Linked DNA regions of Homo sapiens: region 1 is linked to region 2. A link is a loop called in an ENCODE intact Hi-C map of the cell type or tissue named here. Cell type or tissue: endothelial cell of umbilical vein. All regions are shown on one strand. Links, peaks and the distances in the headings refer to the core of each region. The heading gives the core; the rest is flanking DNA. Region 1 overlaps LINC02568 (long intergenic non-protein coding RNA 2568). Region 2 has its middle 24 kb from the start of LACTB.

Evidence for each region. Peaks named below come from ENCODE experiments on the same cell type or tissue, not always from the same donor. Only the 100,000 strongest peaks of a DNase experiment are listed, where the experiment ranks them.
Region 1: a loop joins it to region 2, with 10 times the contacts of the local background. A loop is called at or near these places in 6 of 110 quality-filtered maps.

Annotation. Positions count from the first base shown.
Region 1 is chr15:63,396,482-63,412,095 of GRCh38, forward strand. It overlaps LINC02568 (long intergenic non-protein coding RNA 2568), which reads left to right. Exons shown (of 7, transcript NR_120375.1): 4 at 1,906-1,986. Among named protein-coding and RNA genes, the nearest start is that of LINC02568, 14 kb to the left of the region's middle. In endothelial cell of umbilical vein, for the core only: a CTCF peak has its summit at 6,510 (motif pointing left); DNase peaks (open chromatin) are centred at 6,510 and 11,330.
Region 2 is chr15:63,089,894-63,105,507 of GRCh38, forward strand. No RefSeq gene overlaps it. Among named protein-coding and RNA genes, the nearest start is that of LACTB, 24 kb to the right of the region's middle. RefSeq lists an enhancer at 453-4,249 and a silencer at 7,217-7,511. In endothelial cell of umbilical vein, for the core only: no CTCF peak of the experiment used is centred there; DNase peaks (open chromatin) are centred at 7,378 and 7,888; H3K27ac peaks cover 1,891 bases.

The DNA of each region.
Region 1 (15,614 bases), core at 3,392-11,391, 310 kb after region 2:
AGGAGAATTTACTGTTTATTCTGGCCAAAACCTGGTGATAGGCAGATAAGCCCCTGAGCTCCCTCTTAGAGCAGTTATTTTAGAAAGCTTGCAATTATAAATCTTTCCTTTGCCCTTTGAGATGTAAATCTCCCACCCAAAACGGTCTCCTCAAGGATCTGAGAGCCCTCTCTTTGAAATGCAGATATTCAGGGAGCTATAGCTCTTCTCCCAGGAGGATAAGGGCCTAACTGCTATGGATGCCTTACTTTAGGAGAAGTGTGTTTATCCTTCGGATAAGCACCAGTGAACAAATCCAGGTGGCGCAATCACATAGACTAACCCTCCCTTAACACCCCACAGTGCCTTTCCCTTAATCTTTAAATAGTCTCCAGTACTTTGCATCAGGTACTCTGTTCACACTCTACTCTTTTTCCTTATTGCAGTAGTCCCTGAATAAAACCTGTCCTGGCTGCTTTAACCGGTGCCTGGCTCTATCTTTGACATGCCCTAGAATACAGTGTTTGTTTCCTTTCCGTTTTGTTTCCTTACAACCTGCCAGAGTTTGGTATTATCCAGTCTCCTAATTTTCCAACCTCATGGGTAAAAAGACTTAGTCTTGCTATTGTTTTAATTTTCATTTATCTAAGAACTAGTGAGGTTCACTTTGGGAGGCTGAGGCGGGTGGATCATGAGGTCAGGAGATCAAGACCATCCTGGCCAACATGGTGAAACCCTGTCTCTACTAAAAATACAAAAATTAGTTGGGCGTGGTGGCGGGCATCTGTAGTCCCAGCTACTCGGGAGGCTGAGGCAGGAGAATCACTTTAACCCAGGAGGCGGAGGTTGCAGTGAGCCGAGATCGTGCCACTGCACTCCAGCCTGGGCAACAGAGTGAGACTCTGTCTCAAAACAAAACAAAACAAAACAAAAAAACTAGTGAGGTTGAGCAAAACCAGTGGGTTTTTTGGGGTGAGTCACATATTCATATCCTTGCCCATTTTCCTGTTGTATTCTCTTTTTCTGATTGATTTGTAGGACTTTCTTATATATTCTGTATAATAATCTCTTGCTGGTCTTGGGAGTCTCAAATATTTTTTTCTCAGTCTATCACCTGTCTGTTCATTTAGATAACTATATCTGCCATCGTCATTATTGTTAATTTTGATATAGTCATCAATTTGAGGGGCAGGGAATACAGTTACACTTTTTGAATGTTTTTTAAAAAAATTCTTCCCCACTTCTAAGGTCATAAATATATTCTGACGTATATATATGCATACACATGCATATCTATGTTTTGTAGGGTGGTGTTTCACATTTATATCTTTAATTCTTCTGAAGTTCACCTTTGCTTATGGTGTTAGGAATGCAGCTTAATTTTTTTCCATGTAGTGAGCCAATCTTCCCTACACTGTCTACTAAGCAACCCATCCTTTCCCCATTTACTTGTTTTTCATACATCAGGTGCACATACAACAAAACACATAAGCATACCTATGAATTTCTGACACTTTCTCACCCTTACTCTATTTCCATGCTTCTACACCACAGTGCCGTAATGTTTTATTATATAGCATTGGAGTATACTGGGGCAAGTCATTCCTCTTTGTTCTTTTTCTGAAATTGGCTCAACTGATGGTGGACCTTGTTTTTTTCTTCTATATAAATTTTGAATATGCTTTTTTTATTCCCTCAAAAAATTCTGTTGGGACTATACTGAAAGTGCCTTGAATTTTTAGACTAATTTTGGGAGAATTGTTATCTTTACATGTTAAGTAGTCTTGTCTACCAATGTGGCATATCTCTTTCCTTAAGTCTAATGTCCTTTGATAGTTTTATATTTTTCTCCAAAAATTTATTTTGAATATTAAGTTGATTTTTTAGTTGTGTTGCTCTTCTGAAAATTATCTTATTTTCTATTAGGTTTCCTGGTTGAATGTTCTGTTGTAGAAGAATGCAACTGAGTTTTCTAAACAGATCTTCTTCTTGACATCCTTGCTGAACGTAAGTATTAGTTCTAAAAGTTTTTCTATTAAGTCTGTGAGGTTTTCTATGTAGATAATCAGATCACCTGTACATAACGACAGTTTTGCTACTTCCTTTCAAATCCTATACCTAGTACTTCTTGTCTTATCACATTGGCCAGGACCTCCAATACTATGCTGAGGAGTGGCAGTTCTTAGAAGGAATGTGGGTGTATCTTTACCTGTTATCTCCTTCCTTTCCCCTGATGTACCCACAAGCTTCATCTCCTGCTGGTGCAGGACTAGTGATACTGTTCTGTCTTGCAGTGGAGTTGGGGAAGACTATAATCTGCCCATGGAAATACAAGGGAGGAAAATAGTCTAAGATAAAATCTTCCCCACCTACAGCACTGTCCCTTTTCCCCTGCAGTCTGCAGTCGCAAACACATACACTGGGCTCCAACCATTTGCTGTCCCTCTAGAAACTTCTCACAATTATCACATTAGATTCTCAGATCCATCAGTTGCACCATTTCTGAGACACTCCCAGAACTAGGTTGACAGAGATAGCCAGGAGCCCCTGTTGGGTCCCCATTGTGTCAGTATCCAGAAGCCAGAATGACACTTCTAAAATAGTTATAATCATGAGAATGTTTTAATCAAGGGCCTTTAAAGCCCTCATGTAAGCCCTTTAATATCACATTCAAAGGTCTTAACAAGCTGGCCTCACTTCCTTTTCTACTTCCCATAACACACCCTACACTCCAACTACCCTGGGTGATGTTTTCCCCAAAAAATGCTGTGCACTTTAACCCTCTGTTTACCATACGTTTACCTCTGTATGGAATTCTCTCTCCCCTTTCTCACATTGAGAAATGCTACTCATTCTTCAAAGCTCGGAACAAAAGTTGTCTTCAAGAAGTTTTCTCTAGTTCATGCCATTGGTGTAAATCATTCCTTCTTCAATACTCCCTGGAGCACTTATCTGTCAGATTTGCCTTATAGTTTGTTGCCAGCAGAGCAAAAACTGTGTTTTATCCATATTTCTATCTCTAGTTCAGTTTTTCACGCACAGTAGATGCCCAATAAATGTTTATTCATCAGGTTAAATAATGAAGACCACGATTTGTAGGAAAGATAAGTTTTTAGTAAGAATGAAGTAATCCTTTTCTTGGCTAATCTCAGTTCCAGTAAGATTGAGTGTGAATTTCCAGAAGTGGTGTTATCTTCAGCAATTCTCAGCACCATGCAAATAGGAATGAAAACATATACTGTAGGCCGGGTGGGGTGGCTCATGCCTGTAATCCCAGCACTTTGGGAGGCCAAGATGGGTGGATCACTTGAGGTCAGGAGTTTGAGACCAACCTGGCCAACATGGTGAAACCCCATCTCTACTAAAAATATAAAAACTAGCCGGGCATGGTAGCGGGCACCTGTAGTATCAGCTACTCAGGAGGCTGAGGCAGGAGAATTGCTTGAACCCAGCAGGCGGAGGCTGCAGTGAGCCGAGATTGCACCATTGCACTCCAGCCTGGGCAACACAGCAAGACGCCATCTCATTAAAAAAAAAAAAAAAAAAAAAAAAGAAAACATGTACTATAAACTCCTAGTCATTTTCTTTATGTGATTAAGTCCTCCGAGTGCTATAACAGGTGTTCAACTTGTACAATGCTGAGCAATTATTTAAAACAAAATGTAGGCCGGGCGCAGTGGCTCATGCCTGTAATCCCAACACTTTGGGAGGCTGAGGCGGGCGGATCATCTGAGGTCAGGGGTTCAAGACCAGCCTGGCCAACATGGTGAAATTCCATCTCTATTAAAAATACAAAAATTAGCCGGCCATGGTGGTGGGCGCCTGTAATCCCAGCTACTCGGGAGGCTGAGGCAGGAGAATCACTTGAACCCGAGAGATGGAGGTTGCAGTGAGCGGAGATCGTGCCACTGCACTCCAGCCTGGGTGACAGAACAAGTCTCCTTCTCCAAACAAATAAACAAAAAACCAAAATGTATCTGCCAAGTCTAACATATAAGGGCAATTGTGAAAGTTATCCTGTGGTTAGACATTCCTGGGTCTCTATTCTCGAAGAATCCTGCTAGTTACATCCTTAGTGGGTATCCTTACACACAACCCATAAAATGTACCAATTTGCTGGTGAAAATTATGAAAACAAACAAAATTTTCTTTTGAAATTGTTACCTTTATTTTTGATAGGAATTTTCACTAAGTGGGATTCCTAATTGCCCCATAGATAGATTAGCCGTGCTGTGGACGAGACGTGAAAAAGGTAGATGAGTAAACTGAAGTAAGATGAATAATAGTTATGTTGTCCCTTTTCTTTGAATGATATACAGTAGTTTCTTCCATGTGTTTATTTTTTTTCTTTCCTGGCAAGTAGGTCAAGAAAGTGTTATTAATATTATCATCTTGGTAAACACTGAGATAAGGAGAAATTAAATTAATTTTTTCAGTAGATTGTTACAACACTGGTCCTTAATTTGTTCATACCTCTCTCTACAACATCCTTGGATAATACCTTTCGCACTGACTCAAGGCTTAGCCATGTATCTTTCTTTGGCCAATGGGACAAGAGCAAATGTGACACAAGAAGAAATATTCAAGCACTTGCACACTGAAGCTTGCTTTCTCTTGCTGCTCTTTTATACCCTGAGACCACCATGCTGAGAACATTATGTGAAGCCTGGGCTAGCCTAGTGGAGGAGGAGAGATCACATGGAGCAGAGACAAACCATCCCAGCTAAGTCCTCCTCAACTAACCAGCCTGTCAATTTCATGTATGTGAGGGAGGCCAGCCAACCCCAGTTGAGCCACCTACACACCTCCGATCTGCATACCAGCCTAGATCAGAACGGCTCAACTGACTCACAGAATCATGAAAAATGATGAGTGTTCATTGCTTTAAGCCACTAAGCTTTGGGGTGGTTTGTTTTACCCCCAACCTAACTGGTACATTCCCCAAGAAAGCCTAGTCAGGCTAGATTCTAGGGGTCCTGATCCCCAGATTCATGTTCAATTGCTACTACTCCTCTTCTGTTCAAAGGCCAAATTTAGATATGCAAAACTTAAGGATTTTATTTTGGATCTTATTGAATTTCCCAAGGGCAAAGGCCATGACTTGATTTATCCAGCTGGAATAATACTTTGCCTTATTAATAAAATAATGCTCAGGGAGAGGTGTTACTTCTCTGAAAAGGAACTAAACTTTAGTTGTTTTTACAAGGATAGAAGGGAAAGCTAACTGTTACATGTATAACTCTGAGAATTTATATAGGGCATAGATATTTCTAGTTACAAAGAAGGTTTTAGACTAAGGAACTCTCCTAAGAAATAGAACAGAGAGGATGGAAAAAGCAGGGCCCATATCTTCCTCATGATTTTGTCCCTGATATGGTTTGGCTGTCCCCACCCAAATCTTATCTTGAATTGCAGCTCCCATAATCCCATGTGTTGTGGGAGGGACCTGGAGGGAGATAACTGAATCATAGGGGCGGTTTCCCCCATACTGTTCGTGTGGTAGGGAATAAGTCTTACGAGATCTGATGATTTTATAAAGGGTTTCACCTTTCTCTTGGCCCCCATTCTCTCTTGTCTGCCACCATGTAAGACATGCATTTCACCTTCCACCATGATTGTGAGGCCTCCCCAGCCATGTGGTACTGTGAGTCCATTAAACCTCTTTTTCTTTATAAATTACCTAGTCTTGGGTATGTCTTTATCAGCAGCATGAAAATGGACTAATACAGTTCTTATGGCCCAGACCAGAGTCTTGCAGAGCTGCTAGGCTGCACAACTTCAGGAAACACTATTTACATTGAGGTCTGTGCAAACTGTGCCCTCTGCTCCCATCCCCAGAGTTGTGCAGTGTACATGGGGCCCCTGCATAGCACACAGTAAATATTTAAGAATGAATGTTAGCCAGGCATGGTGGCTCACACCTGTAATCCCAGCACTTTGGGAAGCCGAGCACGTGTGTACACACACACATTTGTGGTATTTAGCAGAAGTTTTTTTGTTTTGTTTTGTTTTGTTTTTTTTTTTAGAAAAGGTCTAGAGCTCTGTCTGTGCAGTGGCACAATTATGGCTCACTACAGCCTCAATCTCCTGGGCTCAGGGCTCAAATGCTCCTCTCACCTCAGCCTCCCAAGTAGCTGGGACTACAGTTGCACGCCCTCATGCCTGGCTAATTTTTAAAAATTTTTTGTAGAGATGGGGGTCCCACTATGTTGCCCAGGCCAATCTGGAACTCCTGGTCTCAAGCGGTCCTCCTGCCTCATACTTCCAAAGTGTTGGGATTACAGGCATGAGCCACAACATCCGGCCTTAGTAACTGAGTTTTAACTGCAACGAAAAATAAACCAAATTAGAATGAGTATCCCTATTGGGTAGCCTCCAGGAGCGCAAGCCACTTTGCTTTGTCTGTGACAAAGTAGGAAAATACCTAAATGAATTGTAAAGATCAACAATAGACCCAGAGAAGAAACTCACCAAATTCTGCAGGTTAAAAACGATAAAAAATAAAAGCTCATTTTGGCTAATGGTGACACCTAGTGGAGTATCAAAACTGTGGGGTTTTCTTGGAGTAAACTATTTTATTTCACACAATGGAGTAGGGGAGTCCCTGGGATTGTGTACCCTTGCTCCCTTCACAATAAGATAAGGAGATGAAGACCTACAGGCCTCCCAGGGTAAGCAAGTACAGTATTGCTCTAGAAGAGACTGTTTCTGTGTGCGGTTGCAGAAGACCTCAGAATCACACCAGAAGGTCTCAGCAAGTGAGATCAGGGGCCACTCATCACTTAAGACAATTATTCCTCTCAGTCTATGCCTTTCCACTTGAATGTCACTCTTTCTCCTGCTCCTTGCCCTCCTTCTTTCCTCTTCTGCTTTTATTTACCCCATGTTTATCCTCTGCCCCCTTTCCATTCTTAGTTCTCTAAGCCCATTGATGCCTCCCAAGATGTTACAAACCCCAGAGCAACACGATCTAGTATGGTAACCACTGCCCCATGTGGCTGTTTAAATTCAAATTAAGTAAAACAAAATTAAAATAAAAATTCAATCCCTCAGTCTCGCTGGTTCCATTGCAAGTGTTCAACAGCACTAGCGGCTACCATATTGGACAGCGCAGACGCGATCATTCCCACCATTGCAGACAATCCTGTTGGAAAGCATGGGCCTGAGGCTTTGTTTACCTCGCTCGGCTCACCTCTTTTCCTTCTCAGCACCTCTTCTCTAAGTGGCAGTTCTTGAGACGGTCTTTCTGCTCCTCCCTGTCCCTCCCTGCTCACTCCAGTCTATTGGGTGGCTTCCTGTTTTCTGTATATTATTATGTAAACTTGTTAACGTGACCTTGCCAAGGTACACACACAAAATATGTAATCACATTGGACAGTTTGTTCAGGACAATGATTTCAGACCATCTTGTTTTCCATGCATTGGAACACATCAAAATATTTTTAAACTCAACACATCAACACGTCATTTAAAACAATTATACCCCAGGCCCTTTTTTTTCTTTTTTAATCTATAGGTTCCTACTTTTTTACCTTGTCTTATGCTAAAGTAGCTTTAAAATTAAACAGTACATCTTCTTAAAAAATACCTAAAAATATATATTTTATGCATAGAACGGCTCTGGAATGAGACACGGGAAACTGGTAACACAGTGCTGTTTGGCTGGGATGGACATTTATGTGGAGAACCCTTGTATAGTATTTGGATTTGTACCAGGCGTGAGTGTACGTGTGCATATCTGTGTAGATATGTGTATATGAAGCTTTTAAAATTAAATTGAATTATGAATAACTTTTGAAAAGAAAAATAATACTTGAAAATAAATCTCACAGCCTTGAAAGGATCAAACTAAAATGATTCCAGGAAGATGAGCTCTCAGACACAAGGTCATTTCTGAATGAGGCTGCATGGTTTCAGTGACGATGTGTCTAATGCGTGGAGATGTGGTACTGTGTTCACTTTATGTGCAATGACGATTTGCTAAGAATTAGAATACTCTGGTAAGTGACACCTTCTGACTGCCAGTGAAAGTTTACATTAGAAAGAGAGCCTTCTGGCCAGGTGTGGTGGCTCACACCTGTAATCCCAGCACTTTGGGAGGCCGAGGTGAGTGGATCACGAGGTCAGGAGTTCAAGATCAGCCTGGCCAAGATGGTGAAACCCCGTCTCTACTAAAAATACAAAAATCAGCTGGGCGTGGTGGCGCATGCCTGTAATCCCAGCTACTCAGGAGGCTGAGGTGGGGGAATCGCTTGAGCCCTGGAGGCGGAAGTTGCAGTGAGCCGAGATCGCGCCACTGTACTCCAGCCTGGGCGACAGAGCAAGACCCCATCTCAAAAAAAAAAAAAAGAAAGAAAGCCTTCCTTTGAGCCTGTCACTTTGGTGCCCATCTCAAAAAGGACCTTGGAAAATGCTGAAAGCTAGATGGATCCTCCCTTCCTGAGGCACACTGAGTCACCTCTCTTTCAAGGGCTTAAAGAACAAAGTGAAAGTAACCATTTCTCTTCCTTTTCCTTGGCTCCCCTGGTCTAGCCATGGCTGTGTGTTCTTCTTAGGATCTTCGGGGAAGAAAAGAGAAGGGAGCCTGAGTTCTTGCCTCACTTCAAAGCTGGTTTTAGCCCAAAGGCACTTCGAACTTGGGATTTATGTAGCATTTATAGTAAATTCTCATGTTTCTTTAAAAAGAAATTTGGGGACTAGAATACCTACAAAATAAGAACTAGTTACACCGCCAATTTGAGAAAAAGGGAAACTGAGGTAGACACAGCAAATGTGTGAGCTGGGATTCACAGCACTCTTGACTTCCTGTAAGTTTCCATGACATCGAAACCATATAATCATATGCCCAGACCACACTATAGCACCTCTGTGTGAATTCATCTAAATAAAGCGATGCCTGGACCACGCCACCCAGGGGAGTTGGTTTGTGGTTCTTTCTGACTGTGGATTTCTACAGTGCCAGCCTGGCTTTGCGGGGAATCATCATCCTTCTAAAAAAACTAAGGTTTACAACTGGGCTCCCCAGGACATGCAGGATTGAGTTTCTAATGATGGGAAGACAAATGGCAGCCCATTCCTCAATTAGGTTTTTGAAAACAAGACATCTGTCACAAAACTACCCCCCTCTCCCCGCCGCCGTACAGAAGTTTACATTTTATTTAAACCTAGTGTTTTTTGTTGTTGTTGTTGTTTTCTGTTTTTGACGCAGGGTCTGGCTCTGTCGCCTAGACTGGAGTGCGGTGGTGTGATCACAGCTCACTGCAACCTTCACCTCCAGGGCTCAAGCAATTCCCCCACCTCAGCCTCCCCAGTAGCTGGGATTACAGGCACATGCCACCATGCTCAGCTAATTTCTGTATTTTTTTGTAAAGTCAGGGTTTCACCATGTTGCCCAGGCTAGTCTCTAACTCCTGGACTATGACCTACCCGCCTCAGCCTCCCGGTTGGGATTACAGGCATGAGCCACCGCACCTGGCCAAAACCTAGTGTTTTGTTTTTTTTTTTTCAATGACTGAAAAAAGAGAAAAAAAATCTATCTTTTAGAAGGAGTAACGAAACATAGGCCTAGAAATTGAGTCCCAGGCAGGAAGCATCTGCTACCACTTAATGTTTAATGGTGTAAGCCCCAGACTGCCGAGGATGGGCAGGATTTTATAGTTTGGAACTTACCAAGCACCATCTATTTTCTAAACTAATTTTGAGTTGATGTGGAATTCTATGTTTTAGGAAGGCAATTTAAAGGGCACAGAATAAGCTAAAAAGAACATAAGTGAGCAAAAGGGGAAGCAGCTATCGCAGAACAGCAGATGGAAGGGTTTCTGCCTCGGCCTGAGTGTAGCTGCATATTAATTAGATGTTATTGTTGCTCGCATTAGAGAAACAAAAAAGTGTCAGTTTTGCACCACAGACAAAAATGTATGAAAGAAAAGAGGAGTAGAGGCCTCAGCAAGAGTAGGAGAATATCACATTTAAAAAGTGCAACTTGTAAAAAAGCGTCCAAGAAAAAAGAAAATCAGCATAATGTTGGAAGAAACTGTTCTGGAACAACTGCTGTTTTAATCCTTCTCCTAGTCTGTTTGTGTTGCCATAACAAAGTACCATAGACCGGGTAATTTATAAGAACAGAAATTATTTCTCACAGTTCTGGAGGCTGGGAAGTCCATGACCAAGGCACTGGCAGGTTTGTTGTCTGGGGAGGGTCTGGTCTCTGTTTCCAAGATGGTGCCACACGGTGGAAGGCAGAAGGGCAAGAGGGACTTACTCCCTCCATCAAGCCCTTTTATAAGGGCACCTAGTCTCAGTCCTCAGGGTGGAGCCCTCATGGTCTAATCCCCTCTTAAGGGTTTCACCTCTTTTTTTCTTTTTTTTTTTTGAGACAGAGTCTTGCTCTGTCACCCAGGCTGGAGTGCAGTTGCATGCTCTCAGCTCACTGCAACCTCTGCCTCCTGGGTTCAAGCAATTCTCCTGCCTCAGCCTCCCCAAGTAGCTGGGATTATAGGCGCCCGCCACCACACCTGGCTAATTTCTGTATTTTTAGTAGAGACAGGGTTTCACCATGTTGCTCAGGTTGGTCTCAAACTCCTGACCTCAACTTATCCGCCTGCCTCAGCCTCCCAAAGTGCTGGGATTACAGGCGTGAGCCACCGCGCCCAGCCAAGTCTTCACCTCTTAATATCACTATCACGTTGGCAACACCTGAAGTTTGGAAGGGATACATCTAAATCATAGCAATCCCCAAACCTTATCCCCAGTATGCGAGACTGTATTCAGTTAAAGAAAACATGTCCTAGAAATGATATATATGCTCAGACCTCAGGAAAGGTCACTGATACAAGGGAGTGTGTGATTTTCTTCAGGAGAAAATGACTGATGACCACAGTGGATTCAAAGAGCATGGAATAAAATCATTGGCTTGGTGACCCAGTCTGAAAACAAGAAAAATGTTAAGCCAGGTGAAAATAGGCTTTTCTGCAGCCAGGCTGCAGAAAAGGGCCAATATCTGTACATGCAAGAATAAAGGGGAAAGGAAAAGGAAGATGCCGAGGCTTCATCAACCTGGACAGAGAGACAAAATGGGCCTATTTATTGTGAGTTCCAAGGCATGCTGGGTAGGGATGCTTAAGAGCCTGTGGTTGCTTTGGGATCCTGACAGGCCCCATCGAAACAAAAGCTATTTGACCTTGGGTGAATCACATAGTCTCTCTGAACATTAAGATTTTATCTGTAAAATGGGAGCGTAAGTTGATGTGCATAAAGCGTCTGGCAGGCAATAAGGGATCAGTACCTAAAAAGAGTTCAGCATTGGATTCCTGTTATTTTCTTTGGGAAGCTTAAGCTTGAGCCATGTTATCACATTTCCTGTCTTCTAATTAGCCCTGACAGGCTCGTAAAAGAGAGACCTGGCTTAGGCACAGCAGCTCTGGGCTCCCATTAGGAGTGGTGGATCGTTTTTTCCTTCTGGCCAGGATCCAGTTGGCCCCAGGTGGTAAACCTAAGAATGACTTCAATTTTTAAACATCTTGTTGCCTTAAGGGGCAAAGGTAAATAAGTCCCAAGAGCCTCAGTTTCCCAGATTCCCAAGTGTTGCCCGCATTACTGCATCTATGTTTCATTCCAGGTATAAAATGCTAGATTTCTGAATGTGGATTTTCCTTCCCAGGAAGCCTAAAGATAATATAGATATCTATTTAGTTGAGTGCCTTTTGCCAGGAGACAGGAGAATGGAGAGAATGATCTGTTGAATTTTATTTTTAAGCACAACATAATCCTTAGCAATGGTTAATTTGCTTAATAAATAATTGTTGAATATTATTACGTTCCAGGGAGATACAAGTGCTCAGGTGAGACAAAGAAAAGTAAAACATAGTCCTTGCCCTTGAAGAGTTTATGGTCCAAACGGGGCTAAAACTAGGACACAAATTATTACACTCAAGGCACAATGCAATAAGGACCACAGACCAGATGGGAACAAAACGAATCAGGGGTTTTGAAGGAAATTTCCTCTAGGAGATTTTTATTACATCAGCAACACTCTAATAAAAATAATACCCTAATAAGTAGTGATTTTCCTTTCTCTCTGTTCCCTTATATATCCTTATCCATACATTTATGTGATTTTTATAGTGTAGTCACAATAAACTTTGTGTCTCGTGAGCATTATGTTATAAGCATTTCCTTTGGCTAAATAGTCTTCATCATCATAATTTCCATCTGTCTGAGTGTAATTTCCTTTAGAGTCCCCTGCTGTGAGATAGTTGGGCTATTTCCAGTCTTTTCACTGTTAAAAATTATGATGACTATGATGCAAGAGGTATCTTTATGCACGTAGCTTTTTTTTTCTTTAGTGTCATTTTGTTTAGCTCAACTCTGCAAAATAGGATTGATGGGCATCAAGGTACAGGAACATTTCTGTCTCTTTTGAAATATATTACTTCATTGTTTCCCCCAGAAGTTTGGGCCCATGTATTAGGCAGGGTTCTCCAGAAAAACACAACCAGTAGGATACATATAGATATATAGAAAAAGGTTTATTCTGAGGGATTGCCTACTATGGAGGCTGAGAAGTCCTGTAACTGCTGTCTGCAAGCTGGAGGCTCAGGAAAGCTGGTAGTATAATTCCAGTCCAGTCCCAATGGTCTGAGAACCACGAAGCCGAAAGCATATGTCCCAGTCCCAGTCCAAAGGCTAGAGAACCAAGAACACTGATATCCAAGGACGGGAGAAGATGGATGTCCCAGCTCAAGCAGAGAGATCAACTTCGCACCTCTTCTGCCTTTTTGTTCTATCTGGGCCCTCAACAGATTGGATGGTGCCTGCCCACATTGGTGAGGGTGATCCTCCCTCGTCAGCCTGTCAATCCAAATGCTTGTCTCTTCTGGAAACACCCTCACAGGCACACCCAGAAATTATGTTTTACCAGCTATGTGGGCATCCCTTAGCTCAGTCAAGTTGATACATAAAAGAAATATCGCAGCCCATTTACAATGTCTCCAGCAATAGATGTACCTGTTTCAGCAAAACGGTGTCCGCACTGGGTGGGCTGTTTTTGGTTTTCTTATAATTTGCTATGATTTTATAACTATGCCATGATGCCTTGTTGTTATTTTAATTCACATTTCTTTGATAACTATTTTTCCATATTCTTCCTAATCGTATCTCTTAAATGAGTTGGCATCCTTTGCCTATTCAGGATAAACGAATAAGATTTCCACTGGCAGAGAGCCAGTGAATTGACATTTTGGGGACAAAAAATGGCTTAGTCAGGCATAGAGGCAGGAAAGCACAAGGTATTAAGGAAAACACAGACTTTTTGGGCTGGGATGTAGGTTACTAAAAAAAAAAAAAAAAAACTGGTGGAGGTGAGGCTAGAAAGGAAAGTAGATGCCAGTGTATGAAAGAGTTTGTTTTTATTTTTTATTATTGTATTTTGTTTTGAGACAGAGTCTTGTTCTGTCACCCAGGCTGGAGTGCAGTGGTGTGATCTGGGCTCACCACAACTTCAACCTCCAGGGTTCAAGTGATTCTCCCACCTCATTCTCCTAAGCAGCTGGGACTATAGGCATACACCAACACACCCAGCTAATTTTTGTATTTTTAGTGGAGACGATGTTTCACCATGTTAGCCAGGCTGGTCTCAAACTACTGACCTCAAGTGATCCGCCTGCCTCTGCCTCCCAAAGCTCTGGGATTACATCTGTGAGCCACCGCGCCTTACCTGTTTTTTGTTTGTTTGTTTGTTTTTTCTGTCACCCAGGCTGGAGTGCAGTGGCATAATCTAGGCTCACTGAAACCTCTGCCTCCCGGGTTCAAGTGATTCTGCCTCAGCCTCCCGAGTAGCTGGGACTACAGGCGTGCACCACCACGCCTGGCTAATTTTTGTATTCTTAGGAGAGACAGGGTTTCGCCATGTTGATCAGGCTGGTCTTGAACTCCTGACCTCGTTATCCACCCGCCTCGGCCTCCCAAAGTGCTGGGATTACAGGCGTGAGCCACCGCACCTGGCTGCCTGACCAGTTTTTAATCCTATAGGGTTTTCTCTTTTTTTTCCTTTAATTTGTACAATATTCCTCATAGGAGTGAACAATTGGGGTGGACTGTCTCTCTCTCTTAACTCCGATGAATCTATAGGACTGCCAGTCAGGAGCAGCCTTCTCCATATGCCCCTGTCACCTCTAGCCAAATTCCTGATCCTCTTGCTTCTTTTCCACCTGGAACCTGCTGATTCCTGGGGCTCCCACCCCACCTGGCTCCTGCTCACCTGCTCCCTGCTTCCATCATCGGTTCGACACTCCTGGAACCCCTGGCCCCACCTCTCCTCAACTCCTCGTGACACTCACTCTCAGTGCAGGCCCAGTCTACTTCTGATTTAAGCTCTGTCCACCTGATCCAGCCTAGGGCCCAACATCAGTTCCGGGCATTGGACCCCAGGTTCTGCACCCGTCCTGGGCTCACCCTGGCCCCCTCAGGGATGTGTTCCCTCTGTCTTCCAAGAGGGTTAAAAGCCATGAGGACTCAGAAGGAGGCATCCAGTCTTTCCTCCTCTATCTGGAGAAAGAGGGGCGGCCTCACAGAACCATAGAGAAGAGGGGTTGTTGCTCTTTGAGAAAACACCTAGACTTGGTTCCTGGGAACTGCTAACTGCAAGGGGTTGGCTGTTCCTGCCCCACGGCACTGACAGGCCTTCTGGAGAATCATCTTAGTTCTACCATTTCCCCAGCCAGAGCAACATGTGCTGCTGAAAGAGGAAAAAGCTGACAAAGTAGCCCATTTCCCTTCCCATGATAAGGATACTGCATGCCCAGCTCCAGGCTCTCACATGCCCAAGGCTGCTTTGTCCAGCCAGATCTGCAGACCAGAGATCCCTTTCAGACATTTGGGGCTCAAACCCCAAGTCTCCTGATGCCCACCCCGGTGAGGAGCAGCCATTCCTGCAGGGCAGGCAGAGCAGAGACACAACCCACTATCCAGGCCAGGTGCAGTGGCTCACACCTGCAATCCCAGCACTTTGGGAGGCTGAGGTGAGAGGATTGCTTGAGCCTAGGAGTTCAAGACCAGCCTGGGCAACATAGGGAGTCTCTAAAAATAAAAAATTAAAAATAAAAAAGTCCTATCCATGAAGTAGAAGCTCAGCAGCCTCCCCATGAGCAGGGTCTTGATGGGAAGGGCCACAGCTGGGGGCCCAGGGGTGGGGGTGGGGTTAGCCAGACTTTGTTTCCCTGAAGGCATCTGTGGCTTGTACACTTGTTAGGAGTCTTGCAGAGGATGGCACAACTGAGTCCCAGCAGCCACTTATGCACTACTTACTGAGAACATGGTGCCCTGCCCAACCCACAAAGCCAATGTCATTCTGTCCAAACCCCCTAAAACGGGAGTTTTGGAAATGCCAAGGATTTCGTCTCCAGGTGCTCCATGTGGACAAGCTCTGCTCTCTGTGGGAGGATGGCATGAAATCATGTCTATGCCTTTTGCAAATAACAAAGAGCTCCACAAAGTGTAAGGGATGATAACTGTGTTTCCCAGCACAAGCCACATCCCTTACAACTCCGCGGGCACTGAAGGACTATCCGCAGGTCTTGTGTTTTGATATTTGGGCAGATTGCCTGGCTCATCTGCGTGGTTTTTCAGCCTGTGCTTTC
Region 2 (15,614 bases), core at 3,981-11,980:
GGGACAGGGCCTCTGGCCAATGAGCTTTTTTCAAAGGCCTGTGAAAATACGTGACATGCCAAAAAAAAAAAATTATTGAATCTAAAATATAAAAGGAAAAGTATGAAATTGAAAGGAATACATTTTAATTAAATGTCTATAAAACAAACAACGTCAATTCATTCATGTTTAAATTTAGTGTTTCTGGATTCTCTGTTTGAAAATAACGCTAAGGTTTTATTTTCTCCCTCCATAAAATGTACTGTGCATGCACAATGCCAGCCTGGAGAACATAGCCAGACATGTAGTCAATGAGCAGCTATAATTTCAAAAGCAAGATTAATAAAGTCCTTTTGATCCTTTCTACAGCAAAAATGTGATACTCAATGTGAAATATGGGTATATTCTAATGTGTTTGATATTATGTGGAATGCGGACTCCATAATTAAAAGACCCTGGGGCCTGTAATGGTCTTAAACTGGCCCTGGAATTGGGGTCCAGGCTAAATTGAACCAAATCTCTGAGAGGTGAAATGAGAGCCCAGCTGAAGTCTGGGTAATAACAGGATTAGATGGAACCTCAGAACCTTCCAATTCAGAGTCCATCTGAGCACAGGTGCTTTTAACCCTGAAGGGCTGTTCAGACAGATGAGCTTTTAGAGGGTGGACGTGAAGTTCTCTGGGAGGAAGAAGCACCTTTCAAGCGTGATGAACTGTTATGGTAGGTCTCCACTAGAGCTAATATAACTCAGGAAACAGAAAGTGAGCCAGACCAAGTGGGTGGTAAATGACCGCTTGGCTGGGGGCTGGTGGCTGATGGCGGGTGGCTGGTGCAGCGTCACTCAGCAGCGGTAGGTCTCCTGACTGCAGCTGGGATGTGCTGTCACCCACTCCAGCACTAAAATTCAACACTGATTGCCAATTCGCCTTTGAAGGGCGCATTATTTTCTTTAATGATTTTACTCTTACACTTGAGAAAAGGGAGGAGGAAAAAATTGCGTTCTCCAGACACCTCTTGCCCCCTCGTTCTTTGTCTTTGATCCTGTTCCCAAGCTTACGCCATTACACGCCCTCCCTGTCATGCCCAGCTGTGTGCCCTCCCTGCCCGGCCCTCCCCAGCCAGGTTTCTTTGGCTGTGAGGCAGCAAAGGTGCCCAGCAGACACCCCTTCTGCCCTCTCTCAGGCTGCGTTCAGAGCTGGGAGCAGAGAGGCCAGACGGAGGAGGATGCCACCCAGCCTGGCCGCACAGGGCCCAAGGTGACTGGGAGGACCCCGGCTTCCCTCTCACCCCACCCCAGGGGCTCCGGGCAAATGACCTCAGCCTGAAGCAGCCAGTGAGGAGGCGTTTGTAGGGCCACTGGGGTTTGCCAGCTCCTCACTGGCAGATGACCTGGGGGAAGCAGTTTAATAGGTGTGTGTGCCCTTCTATCATGCGTGTCAGTGACCAGAAAGGCAGAGACCAAAGAGCAAAGGTGAGTAGTGACCCTCTACCAGCGAGCAGGCATGGCCCTCCTTCCCTGAGACCCGTCCCCAGCCTTCCTACTCCCTCCATGACAGAGCACACACATGGCCACTGTGGTTTTCATAATAATGAACTCATAAAGAACTAAAATTCACCTAGCACTTTCCGGCTCCCAGAGAGCATTTCCATTTTATTTGATAGTGACAGTGATGCTGGGAACAAAGCAGGACAGACATCAGCACTGTCCCCATGTAATCAGTGACAACACGGTTCCAGGGTGCACTGGCTTGGCCAGTGTTCCGTGGCTAAGATGTGGACAAGCCCAGTGACATTCAAACCTGGGTCTTCTGACTCCAAGACCCATAGTGAGCGGGCTTCAACCCTAAGAACCAACAGGGAAGCACCAGCTCTCACTGAGGAGCCAACCAGGCAATGAGTGTGGATTTGGAGTTGGGATGCACACATGGTGAGTAGCCGTGACCCTAGAATCAGAATATCTGTCTCAAGAAGCTTTTGGGGCTCTTAAAATGCTGACATCATGTAAAGTCATTGACCTTCGGGGGGAAAGATCATTTTATTTATGGCAAGATTCAATGCACTCATTCATTCATGTGTTAATTAATTCAACAAGCACATACATTGAGCACTACTCCATGTTAATAGATGCGAGCCAATTTGCCAAAAAATCAGTGCACCCAAAGACCCAATCTGCTGAATCATTAATTCACTCAATTTAATCCATTTGTCAAATGATTAGTTCACTGATTTTTCCAAATTTACTTGTTGTAGTTGTAACAGCTTGAACAGTAATGTTTTAACAGTGAAAATGTTGGCCAAACAAAAATCTGTAGAAATTCATGTTTTGCAAGTGAAACCCTACCTTCTGGGCAGAATTCCAGCCTTGAACTATATGATAAGATTGTCTTAGGTACCTCTGGTTTCTTTACATGCTTTTGAATGTAAGTGTATATTTTCAAACTTGAAACACTTGAAATATTTTTTCATCAGTTTCTCAAAAGACATTTAATCCTTAACTTGATTGAGGAAGTGTGGAGAAGTAGCTACACAGAAGAACCTGGCCCTGGAGGCAGCCCTGCCTGGTGTGTGAGCCCAGCTCTGCCCCTGTCTTAGCTTTGGCACCTTGGTCGAGTGACTTACACATATGTGATGGGAGCTCGGCCATATCACTTACAAATACTAGGGGAAAAAAACACATCATAGTAATAACAAGGTTATTTCTAGGTGGTGGATTGTAAGTAAATTTACTTGCCTTTTTAAATACTTTGTATTTATTTATTTATTTTGAGATGGAGTCTCGCTTTGTCGCCAGGCTGGAGTGCAGTGGCGCGATCTCAGCTCGCTGCAACCTCCACCTCGCGGGTTCAAGCGATTTTCCTGCCTCAGCCTCCCGAGTAGCTGGGATTACAGGCATGCGCCACCACACCTGGCTAATTTTTGTATTTTTAGTAGAGATGGGGTTTCACCATGTTGGCCAGGCTGGTCTCGAACTCCTGACCTCAGGCGATCCGCCTGCCTCGGCCTCCCAAAGTGCTGGGATTACCGGCATGAGCCACCGTGCCTGTCTAAATACTTTTTGATGTTTTAAAACATCCCTTGAATAATTTTAAGTGTTCACTATGGAAGAGGAACCACACCAGATGGCTTCATATATATTGTTTTAAACCATGTATGTTGTTTTAAACTTCATGTATGTTGTCATAAACCCACAAGATAGGTAATATTATCACTCATTTAGAAAGAAACTGAGGCTCCAAAGCATTAAGTAACTTGCACAAATCCCACAACTCTAATGAGCCTGACTTCCAATCTGTCTGACTTCAAAGCTCGTGCTAATTTGTACTTTCTCTGGCTCAACCGGTGTCCGCCTCTATTATATTAAATGGGTGTAATATTTGCATCTTAAAATATGGTGGGAGGATGGAATGAAATGATAGGTATGAAAGTCCACTGCAAACGATAAAGCCTTCAACAAAGAATATTAATAATAGGTAACGTACACATAGTGTGCGCCCAGTACTGGGCTGTTCCAAGGGCTTTGTAGATATCACATTCCCTTAATCATCTCAGTGATCCTGAGAGGCAGATGGCCATTATCCCCATTTTACAGAAAGGATATTGAAGAACAGAGAAGCTAAGTAACACGCCAGAGTCACACCACCACACATTATACCAGTTACCCAGATGGGAGCCTTTCAATTATAAATGACTCCCAAGTCACCTGTTTCCCAATATTCTCCCCAATTCCTTCCCCAGGGATACACTGTACCTTACTAGGTGGCAGGTAGTACACCTGGCTCAGCAGGAGGTCAGAGATGAAAGGTCAGGCATTAGGTTCAGGGCTCCATGGTATTGCATGGACCTTGCTTTCCGGGGACTGCCTGGGACAACCACGCACTCCAAAGACACTGCTGCCACCTGCTGTTCACATATTCTCCACCCAATGGCTTCTCCCCAGCACCTGCATGCGTGAGCCTCTCAACAGCATTACCGTCTTTCCCAGACCCATTCTGCAGCCTGGGTAAAAGAATTTAAACTTTTGCTCAATTTCAAATGCAAGAAGAGTAAACCCTTAGAAACAGAAGAGTTTGAATAAGGGAGCTGAGACACACTCCTGAGCAGTGTGACCTCGGGGCCCTCAGCCTCTTTAAGTCTGTTTCCTCATTTGTAAAATGAAGACACCATAATAATATGTGCTTCATGCAATTGTTTTTAAAATAAGATTTTTTTCCAATCTACAATTTACTTTCCTATCAGAAAAAAATGCTAAATATGTAAAGGGCAAGGCAGGATGGGACACAATTAAACATCCTAAATACCTACAATCATCTCTGTTTACATTATTGTTTTTAACAAATCTTTAACTTTTTTATTAATAAGGCATCTTGATTTATATTTTGCTACTGATTTTGAGCTCATCAAAGTAAATTCTGTCATTCTATTTGCATTTTATTGAGTACCTGAACCAGAAATGTGAAATGGGGAAAGGGTTACCTGATTTTTTTTTTTAATGAAAAAAGATTTCATAATTAAAATGGTCCCTTCCATCTGAGATTCTCAGAATATTCCCAAGATTCTGGTTCACAAGTTTCACATCACTTCTTTCAGGCAAATGGGCAACCTAAAACTGAGAAAATTGAAGTGGGCTTTTGCCACTTAAGTTCCCTTGGGAACTGACACAAATAGCAAAGCTAAGAGGCCTGGCTCCCGCTACACAGCTATAAACATCACACCAGATTCTGTTTGCCTGAAAACTCCTTCTGACTGAGTCTAGATGCCAGTTGTTAGATGATAGTCAATTTGCATGTTGCCAATCTAATATTCCTGGATCCTTAACTTATGTTGCTGGTTTAGAAGTTCAGTAAAACTGAAACTGTATTAGTAAGTTCCAGCAAGAATGTGTAAACTATTTCAGTAGTATCCACTCTGCTGCATACCATAGACCTGGATGTCATGGTTTAAAGGGGCAGATCTAGCTGCTCTCAACCTCTAAAGGGGAGGCTGAGTGCCAAATCACTCTCCTACGTCCTTGGTATGGACAAAAGAGTAAATGAAGATACTATCAGCTACCTGGATTTATCTTTCTGGTGACAAAACTTTTCCCTCTAAAAAAGTAGCCCTTGAAAACTGTCTTTCCTTTGTGGAAATAAAAATAGCATTTTAAAAGAGACAGCATTTGATACCTATTAAATTGGTAAAATTTTATAATAAATTGCTCAATGCTGGAATGTTAGCAATGAGATCAAATATGTTAATGGCATTAAAATTTGTGGGATCCTTTTGGAAAGCAATAGAAATATATTTGCAAGAACTCTAAAGAGTTTTTAAGCTTTGAGCTAATAATTCTATCCTGGAGACTTTGGTTTTCAACAAAGGCAAAAAGCTATATTTAAGAAGCCACTTGTCGTAGCATTATTTTTATTTTTTGAAACAGCGTTTTGCTCGTTGCCCAGGCTGGAGTGCAATGGTGCAATCTCGGCATACTGCAACCTCCACCTCCCAGGTTCAAACAATTCTCCTGCCTCAGCCTCCCAAGTAGCTGGGATTACAGGTGTGTGACACCAGGCCCGGCTAATTTTGTATTTTTAGTAGAGATGGGGTTTCACTATATTGGTCAGGCTGGTCTCCAACTCCTGATCTCAGGTGTTCCGCCCACCTCGGCCTCCCAAAGTGCCGGGATTACAGGTGTGAGCCACCGTGCCTGGCCCGTTTGTTGTAGCATTATTAATAGTAGAAAAAGAAAAACCTGGCGACAACCTATATCTTCACCCAAAAGGAATCATGATTAATTCAGTTGATGGAATATTATTTCACCATTAAAATGATAAACACGGAGGCTAGGTAGAAATGTAGATGCCTATCAAAGTATAATCACAAAAAGAAGAAAAAGGAAATGTGGAGAAATGCATAAGTGAAAAAGGGGCAGAAAACCAAAATGATATGTACATTGTAACTACAGCCCTCTTAAGTGCTTATGGATGCCAACTAGGCTGTAATGGGCAAAAACACAGAGCTGTGTTAAGATGGTAGAATTCTGGATGATTTCTCTTTATTTCCAAATTCCCTTAATGTGTTTACATTATAAAAAGAAAACTGGCCTTTCAGGGTGTAGATATTCTGAGTTAACCTAGTTACTCTACAGAGTACCTCTTTCTCCAATGGGGAGACAGCCATGATCTATTTGGAAAAGCCAGTGATTTCTCATTCTATCGTAGTAAGTTGCAAAATAAATTCATCAAGCACTACAATGATCAAATATGATATACTGCAATTGGAAGAAGCAGGGCAGAAAAATATCCTCTATTAAAGAATCTTGTGCTCCTAAATCTTCAGTATGTTGATCTGGGTTGATCTGTGCTAAGGTGACACTTGTCCAGCCTTGATGGAAGAATTATAAAGTGACTATGAAATATGTCAAGGCCTGTTTCACTACCAACTTGCATTTGACTAGCACTTTATAATTGTATTTATTTATTTATTTAGAGACAGTCTCACTCTGTCACCCAGGATGGAGTGCAGTGATGCAATCTCAGCTTACTGTGACATCCGCTTCCCAAGCTCAAGCAATTCTCATGCTCCAGTCTCCCAAGTAGCTGGGATCACAGGCACCTGCCACCATGCCCAGAGAATTTTTGTAAATTTAGCAGAGACAAGGTTTCGCCACGTTGGCCAGGCTGGTCTCGAATTCCTGACCTCAAGTGATCCACCCACCTTGGCCTCCCAAAGTGATGGGATTACAGGCAAAAGCCACCGTGCCCGGCCTATAATTTTTAAAATATTTTCACATCTTTTATCAAGTTTGAGTTTCCCAACTCTGTACAGCAGGCAGGGCATGTAGTATTTTACACATGGGGACACTGAGGCTTAGAAAACTAAGTGACTGGCCGGGCGCGGTGGCTCATGCCTGTAATCCCAGCACTTTGGGAGGCCGAGGCATGTAGCATATTAACTCTGAGCTACATGGATTATGGTGAAACTACTGATTGACTTTTTAAGCGCAGAAAGGAATTTTTTTTTTTTTTAAAGACAGAGTTCTCGTTTGTTGCCCAGGCTGGAGTACAATGGCGCGATCTCAGCTCACCACAACTTCTGCCTCCCGGGTTCAAGTGATTCTCCTGCCTCAGCCTCCCGAGTAGCTGGGAATACAGGCATGGGCCACCACATCCAGCTAATTTTGTATTTTTAGTAGAGACGGGGTTTCTCCATGTTGGTCAGGCTGGTCTCAAACTCCCGACCTCAGGTGATCTGCCCGCCTCAGCCTCCCAAAGTGCTGGGATTACAGGCATGAGCCACCGTGACCGGCCCAGAAAGGAATGTTTTGTGAGGTATGAATGGTTAGTGTGCCTGGGGAGGTCCACGCAATGATCTGTTGGAGAGCCTGATAGCAACGTGGTGAGGCCACAGTGTGGTACAATTGCAGGAAGATGACTCAGGACCTCAGTACCCACAAACAGGAGGCATCTATGAGAGGGAGGCGGGGGGTATGCAGTGCCTGATGGAGACTTCGGCAGGAAGAACTAAGGGTGGACCTAGCCTTAGATCTTTGGTCCCTCAGTGATCAAGATTGCTCAGAGGAAAATCTTTCAAACTTAGACTGGGGCATAGAAATAAAGGGAGTAACTCTTGAGATGGTTTCTAAGAAAGAACTAAGTAACCACACATTGATAACAACAGTCATATTCCCAGCCTCCCTGTGGTTCCTGCCATGGCTCTGGGCGCCTATGCTTGAGCCAGCAAGGTCGGGCTTCTCATGCTGGATCTGCAGACTCACCCCCAGACGCCTATGGAATTTCAAATTCTGTCTTTCCATTTGATTACTATTTAAAATTAGATTCATGGTTGCAGGTTCTGGGTCCTCTGGCCATCCACTGAGTACCATAACATGGCTTCACAATCTACACTGGCACTGTGTTTAGATGGGATTGGAGCCAAATAATTCTATTTGAATTGTCACAGGCTAAAGAGAAAAAGAATAGAGATGGACTTACTATGTAAACAAGTAGAGGCCAAAGGACATCACAAAGCATTGTATGCAAAATGTTTTCCTAGTCACTCAAATGGGAAACTGATGGATATGCAGAGTTAACACACAGTCCATGGGGTACAGGCATAGAACACTCTCAAGGAAAAAAAAAAAAAAAAAGGGCAGCACGGCCCTCTGCCCGAGAATGACTTTTTTGGTCTCAGAATCCCTTTCTACTCTTACAAATTACTGAGAACCCCAAAGAGCTTTTGTTTATATGGGTTATAGCTATCAATGTTTATATATTAGAAATTAAAAATGGGAAATTTATTTACCAATTCATTTCTAAACGACAATAATAAACCCATTATTAAAATAAATAACACTTTTAGTAAAAATGTTTTCTAAGATGGAAAACTTTAGTGAAAAGAGTGAAATTCGTCCCTCTCCCTCTCCCTCTCCCCACGGTCTCCCTCTCCCTCTCTTTCCACGGTCTCCCTCTGATGCCGAGCCGAAGCTGGACTGTACTGCTGCCATCTCGGCTCACTGCAACCTCCCTGCCTGATTCTCCTGCCTCAGCCTGCCGAGTGCCTGCGATTGCAGGCGCGTGCCGCCACGCCTGACTGGTTTTCACATTTGTTTGGTGGAGACGAAGTTTCGCTGTGTTGGCCGGGCCGGTCTCCAGCTCCTAACCGCGAGTGATCCGCCAGCCTCGGCCTCCCGAGGTGCCGGGATTGCAGACGGAGTCTGGTTCACTCAGTGCTCAATGGTGCCCAGGCTGGAGTGCAGTGGCGTGATCTCGACTCGCTACAACCTCCACCTCCCAGCCGCCTGCCTTGGCCTCCCAAAGTGCCGAGATTGCAGCCTCTGCCTGGCCGCCACCCCGTCTGGGAAGTGAGGAGCGTCTCTGCCTGGCCGCCCATCGTCTGGGATGTGAGGAGCCCCTCTGCCTGGCTGCCCAGTCTGGAAAGTGAGGAGCGTCTCTGCCCGCCCGCCATCCCATCTAGGAAGTGAGGAGCGCCTCTTTCCGGCCGCCATCCCATCTAGGAAGTGAGGAGTGTCTCTGCCCGGCCGCCCATCGTCTGAGATGTGGGGAGCGCCTCTGCCCCGCCGCCCCGTCTGGGATGTGAGGAGCGCCTCTGCCCTGCCGTGACCCCGTCTGGGAGGTGAGGAGCGTCTCTGCCCGGCCGCCCCGTCTGAGAAGTGAGGAGACCCTCCGCCCGGCAGCCGCCCCGTCTGGGAAGTGAGGAGCGTCCCCGCCTGGCAGCCACCCTGTCCGGGAGGGAGGTGGGGGGTCAGCCCCCCGCCCGGCCAGCCGCCCCGTCCGGGAGGGAGGTGGGGAGTCAGCGCCCCGCCCGGCCAGCCGCCTCGTCTGGGAGGGAGGTGAGGGGCACCTCTGCCTGGCCGCCCCTACTGGGAAGTGAGGAGCCCCTCTGCCCGGCCACCACCCCGTCTGGAACGTGTACCCAACAGCTCATTGAGAACGGGCCATGATGACAATGGCGGTTTTGTGGAATAGAAAGGGGGGAAAGGTGGGGAAAAGATTGAGAAATCGGATGGTTGCTGTGTCTGTGTAGAAAGAAGCAGACATGGGAGACTTTTCATTTTGTTCTGTACCAAGAAAAATTCTTCTTTCTTGGGATCCTGTTGATCTATGACCTTACCCCCAACCCTGTGCTCTCTCAAACATGTGCTGTGTCCACTCACGGTTAAATGGATTAAGGGCGGTGCAAGATGTGCTTTGTTAAACAGATGCTTGAAGGCAGCATGCTCGTTAAGAGTCATCACCACTCCCTAATCTCAAGTACCCAGGGACACAAACACTGCGGAAGGCCGCAGGTTCCTCTGCCTAGGAAAACCAGAGACCTTTGTTCACTTGTTTATCTGCTGACCTTCCATCCACTATTGTCCTATGACCCTGCCAACTCCCCCTCTGCGAGAAACACCCAAGAATGATCAATAAAAAAAAAAGAGTGAAATTCTTTTACATTTTTCCAAATCCATTTAATGTTTGCATTAAACGGAAGATAGCTGCTTTCTTTTATCTGCTTATATAGTCCACTTATTTTGACATAGTTTGCATATATGAAGAAAATATGACCTCACATACATGTATAGATGGAAAAGGGAAGAGTATGTCATTAGACTTTTCAGATAATTCTGGATGTGCTTCTTTGATACTGCACTATAATTCAACAAATGGCATTTTTTTTTTTGAGACGGAGTTTCGCTTTTATCGCCCAGGCTAGAGTGCAATGGCATGATCTCAGCACACTGCACCCTCTGCCTCCCAGGTTCAAGCAATTCTCCTGCCTCAGCCTCCCAAGTAGCTGGGATTACAGGCGTGCACCACCATGTCTGGCTAATTGTTTATTTTTAGTAGAGACAGGGTTTCACCATGTTGGCCAAACTCGTCTCAAACTCCTGACCTCAGGTCATTTGCCCACCTCAGCCTCCCAAAGAGCTGGGATTACAGGCATGAGCCAACACCCCCAGCCAAATGGTAGTTCCTTAAACATTAATTGCAAGGTATAATCTGGAACCGTATCACTGAACTTTTCGTATTCAGTCATACTAAAATTCACTGGTTCATCTTGCGTTTTATTTTACTTTTTAATATATTTTATTTTATTTTCAGACAGGGTCTCACTCTGTCGCCCAGGCTAGAGTGCAGTGGCACGATTACAGCTCACTGCAACCTCAACCCCCCAGGTTCAAGCGATCCTCCCACCTCAGCCTCCTGAGTAGCTGGGACTACAGGCACAAGCCACCACACCCAGCTAATTTTTGTATTTTTTGTAGAGATGGTGTTTTACCACGTTGGTCAGGCTGGTCTCCAACTCCTGGCCTCAAGCAATCCACCTGCCTCGACCTCTCAAAGTGCTGGGATTACAGGTGTGAGCCACTACAACCAGTCTCATCTTGCATTTTAAATGGTTCTTTTTTTATGCAGGATTTTTGTGCTTTGGCCATTTTGAAAATATTGATTCAATGAGTTGTAGACTTCCAAATGTTGACATAGTTCATTATATAGTATCGAAAACTACATTTATTACTATCACCACAAATTTCATAAGAAAAGTATTTTAACACTAGATGGCTGGGCGCAGCGGCCCATGCCTGTAATTTCAGCACTTTGGAAGACCAAGGGGGGCAGATCACTTGAGCCTAGGTGTTCGAGGCCAGCCTGGGTAACACAGTGGGAATGCGTGTCTACAAAAATTTTAAAAATTAGCCTGATATGGTGGCACACACCTGTGGTCCCAGCTCAGATAAGATGGGAGGATCACTACAACTCAGGAGGCCAAGGCTGCAATGAGCCGTGTTTGTGCCACTGCACTCCAGCCTGGGCAACACAGCAAGACCCTATCTCAATTTAAAAAAAACAAAAACTAAAAAACTAAAAAGCTGTCAAGCTTATGGTAGCAGATACAGGCTTCCCCAAATCCTAATTTTCACTTGAAAATTCAGTTTACCATGTGGCAACAAATACTGTCGTATGATTTCCTTGAAGTGACAGGATACTTTATTCATTTTCAGAAAATATCCGCCAAATTCCCAAGTCAAAAGAATAATAGTTTGTCTGTCAGCCATCCCTTTAAGTAAAAATAGGGTTCCATTTTTTTTTAATTAATTTATTTTTTTATTATTATACTTTTAGGGTACATGTGCACATTGTGCAGGTTAGTTACATATGTATACATGTGCCATGCTGGTGTGCTGCACCCACTAACTCGTCATCTAGCATTAGGTATATCTCCCAATGCTATCCCTCCCCCCTCCCCTCACCCCACAACAGTTCCCAGAGTGAGATGTTCCCCTTCCTGTGTCCATGTGATCTCATTGTTCAATTCCCACCTATGAGTGAGAATATGCGGTGTTTGGTTTTTTGTTCTTGCGATAGTTTATGGAGAATGATGACTTCCAATTTCATCCATGTCCCTACAAAGGACATGAACTCATCATTTTTTATGGCTGCATAGTATTCCATGGTGTATATGTGCCACATTTTCTTAATCCAGTCTATCATTGTTGGACATTTGGGTTGGTTCCAAGTCTTTGCTATTTTGAATAATGCTGCAATAAACACACGTGTGCATGTGTCTTTATAGCAGCATGATTTATAGTCCTTTGGTTATATACCCAGTAATGGGATGGCTGGGTCAAATGGTATTTCTAGTTCTAGATCCCTGAGGAATCGCCACACTGACTTCCACAACAGTTGAACTAGTTTACCGTCCCACCAACAGTGTAAAAGTGTTCCTATTTCTCCACATCCTCTCCAGCACCTGTTGTTTCCTGACTTTTTAATGATTGCCATTCTAACTGGTGTGAGATGGTATCTCATTGTGGTTTTGATTTGCATTTCTCTGATGCCCAGTGATGGTGAGCATTTTTTCATGTGTTTTTTGGCTGCATAAATGTCTTCTTTTGAGAAGTGTCTGTTCATGTCCTTCGCCCACTTTTTGATGGGGTTGTTTGTTTTTTTCTTGTAAATTTGTTTGAGTTCATTGTAGATTCTGGATATTAGTCCTTTGTCAGATGAGTAGGTTGCGAAAATTTTCTCCCATTTGTAGGTTGCCTGTTCACTCTGATGGTAGTTTCTTTTGCTGTGCAGAAGCTCTTTAGTTTAATTAAATCCCATTTGTCAATTTTGGCTTTTGTTGCCATTGCTTTTGGTGTTTTAGACATGAAGTCCTTGCCCATGCCTATGTCCTGAATGGTAATGCCTAGGTTTCCTTCTAGGGTTTTTATGGTTTTAGGTCTAACATTTAAGTCTAATCCATCTTGAATTGATTTTTGTATAAGGTGTAAGGAAGGGATCCAGTTTCAGCTTTCTACATATGGCTAGCCAGTTTTCCCAGCACCATTTATTAAATAGGGAATCCTTTCCCCATTGCTTGTTTTTCTCAGGTTTGTCAAAGATCAGAGAGTTGTAGATATGCGGCGTTATGTCTGAGGGCTCTAGGGTTCCATTTAAAAAGCAGCTAATTTGGCCAGGCGCAGTGGCTCATGCCTGTAATCCCAGCACTTTGGGAGGCCGAGGCGGGCGGGTCACGAGGTCAGGAGATCGAGACCATCCTGGCCAACATGGTGAAACCTCCGTCTCTACTAAAAATATACGAAAAAAAAAATTAGCCAGGCGTAGTGGCACACACCTGTGGTCCCAGCTACTCGGGAGGCTGAGGCAGGAGAATGACATGAACCCAGGAGGCAGAGGTGGGCAGTGAGCCGAGATCACGCCACTGCACTCCAGCCTGGGCGACAGAGTCAGACTCCGTCTCAAAAACATATACACATATATATATAGAAAGAGATATATTATACATATGTATATTATAGATCTCTATCCATATATCTATAATATAGATGATAGGATAGATGGATGGATGGATGGATGGGTAGATAGGTAGATAGATAGATACAGATATCCACCAGCCACAGCCTCTCAAAGTGCTGGGATTACAGACCCCACCACACCCATCCCACATTCTGTAATTTAATCTACACAAATCCCCCTGAGGAAGATACTAGTATCTAGGGCAGGACTAGGGTGAGAGAAGAGGCCCAGGGTACAAAATTGAGGAGTTACATACACAGAGAGAGAGAAAGATATACAAATTAAGGAGGCACTCCCTCTCAGAGCCATGCTGAGGAAAATGAGCCTCCAGAAGGGTAACTTGGCAACAAAGTGGTTAGCAACAGACATGGGGTCCACCCTGGGGTCGGCCTGTGGTAGCCAAAGTGAATGCGATGAAGTGGAGGGGACCACAGGCTTCCTTCCTATGGGTTCTCATGCTGTCACCCCATCCAGATGGTGCAAGCCTCTGAGAGACTGCCCAGCCTGTTCTAGAAAGTTCCCAACTCTGATTTTCCTAACTTTGATTCAAGACTCTGACATACTAAAATCTAACTTCCCCTTCACAGTAATGCCCTGCGGAGACAGCCACACTTTAAACTTCATGAAAGTCTTACAGTAAGGGCCTCTTAAGATTTTCTCAGAGAGCCCACTTCTGACAATTTAATAAGAAAAAGCCTCTTAGGACAAAAACGGGAAGTTACAATCTTTCACCAAGAAGCTAAACCTTTGGCCTCATACCATGGAGGATGCTTTTGGAGGCCATCACCATCACTAGGATGAGTCTTTATACCGGCATTTGGGATTGTCTCTTCACCTAAAGGGTAAAATGGCTCTGCGAATAAGTAAAGCTGCCCCACAATGTAGCTTCTCCCTCTCCTGAAGATGGAAAGATGAGCTGAGTGAGCTATAGAACAGAGCATTTAGTCCAGAGTGAAAGCCAGCACATTAGAATTCGGGGGGCCTTCCTCTGGGAATCCCTGAGGCATTTTTGTAAATAACCAACTCAAGGGCAGGAAAGCCCTTAGAAAAGAATAATTAAAGTCTGTTGGGATAACCGTTCTCAGAGCCCCAAGGCAGACTCTAGCAGAAAGCCTCCCCTCAACGCCTGCCCCAAGGAAAGGAAGCTGAGCAGAGAAATGAGTTACCAAGAAATAACGAGCAAATAAAAAGATGCTCTTTACTCAGGAGGCTGAGGTGGGAGGATCACTTGAGCCTAGGCGTTCGAGGCCAGCCTGAGCAATATAGCAAGACCCTGTCTCTACCACAAAAAAAAAGTATAAATGTATAAAATGATCTTTGTGTTCTTTTCCAACTTTGAGAAATAATGGTTTCTCTGGAAACATGCTATGGACTTAATTATGTCCTCCCAAATTCCTGTGTTAAAATGCGTAATTCTCAGGGTGACTACTTTAGTATGAGACAAGGTTAAATGAGTTCCTCAGGGTGGCGGCCTGATATGATAGGATTAGAGTTCTTATAAGAAGAGACACAAGGAACACTCTGGTTTGCCCAGAAAATCCTCTCCCCGCTTTTTTTTCTCCTCCACTCCCTCTCTCTGCCAAAGGATACAGCAAGGTGGTGGCTGTCCACAAGCCTGGAAAGAGAGCGCTCATATTAGTTGACTACACTGGCACTCTTATCCCAGACTTCAAGCCTCCAGAACCGTGAGAAGATAAATTTCTATTCTTTAAGCCACGCCAAGTCTGTGGTATTTTGCAATGGCAGACCACGATGATGAAAACCTAACACTGGAGCAATCTTTAATGTCCACACTTGGTACTCAGTTGGCTTCCAAAGACCAACCATTATTTACGCTATACTGACTAACCTTGCCTCCATATCCCTTTAATCCTCACCACATAAATCCTCCCCTCACCCCAGTGGGTGATAATTTTTGCTATTTTACAGCTAAAATTCAAGTAATGGACTATTTGGATGATAGCGTGCCCGGAATTGGTTCCTTCCGATATTCTTGGTCTCGCTGACTTTAACAATGAAGCCTCAGACCATTGCGGTGAGTGTTACAGTTCTTAAAGATGGTGTGTCCGGAGTTTGTTGCTTCAGATGTTCAGATGTGTCTGAAATTTCTTCCTTCTGGTGGTTTCATGGTCTCGCTGATTTCAGGAGTAAAGCCACAGACCTTCCGAGTGAGTGTTACACCTCTTAAAAGTAGCGTGTCGACAATTGTTTGTTTCTCCTGGGAGGTTCATGGCCTGGTGGCTTCAGGAGTGAAGCTGCACATCTTTGCCGTGAGTGTTGCAGCTCATAAACATAGTGCAGACCCAAAAAGTAAACAGCAACAAACTCTATGGTAAGCACTTACAACAGAAA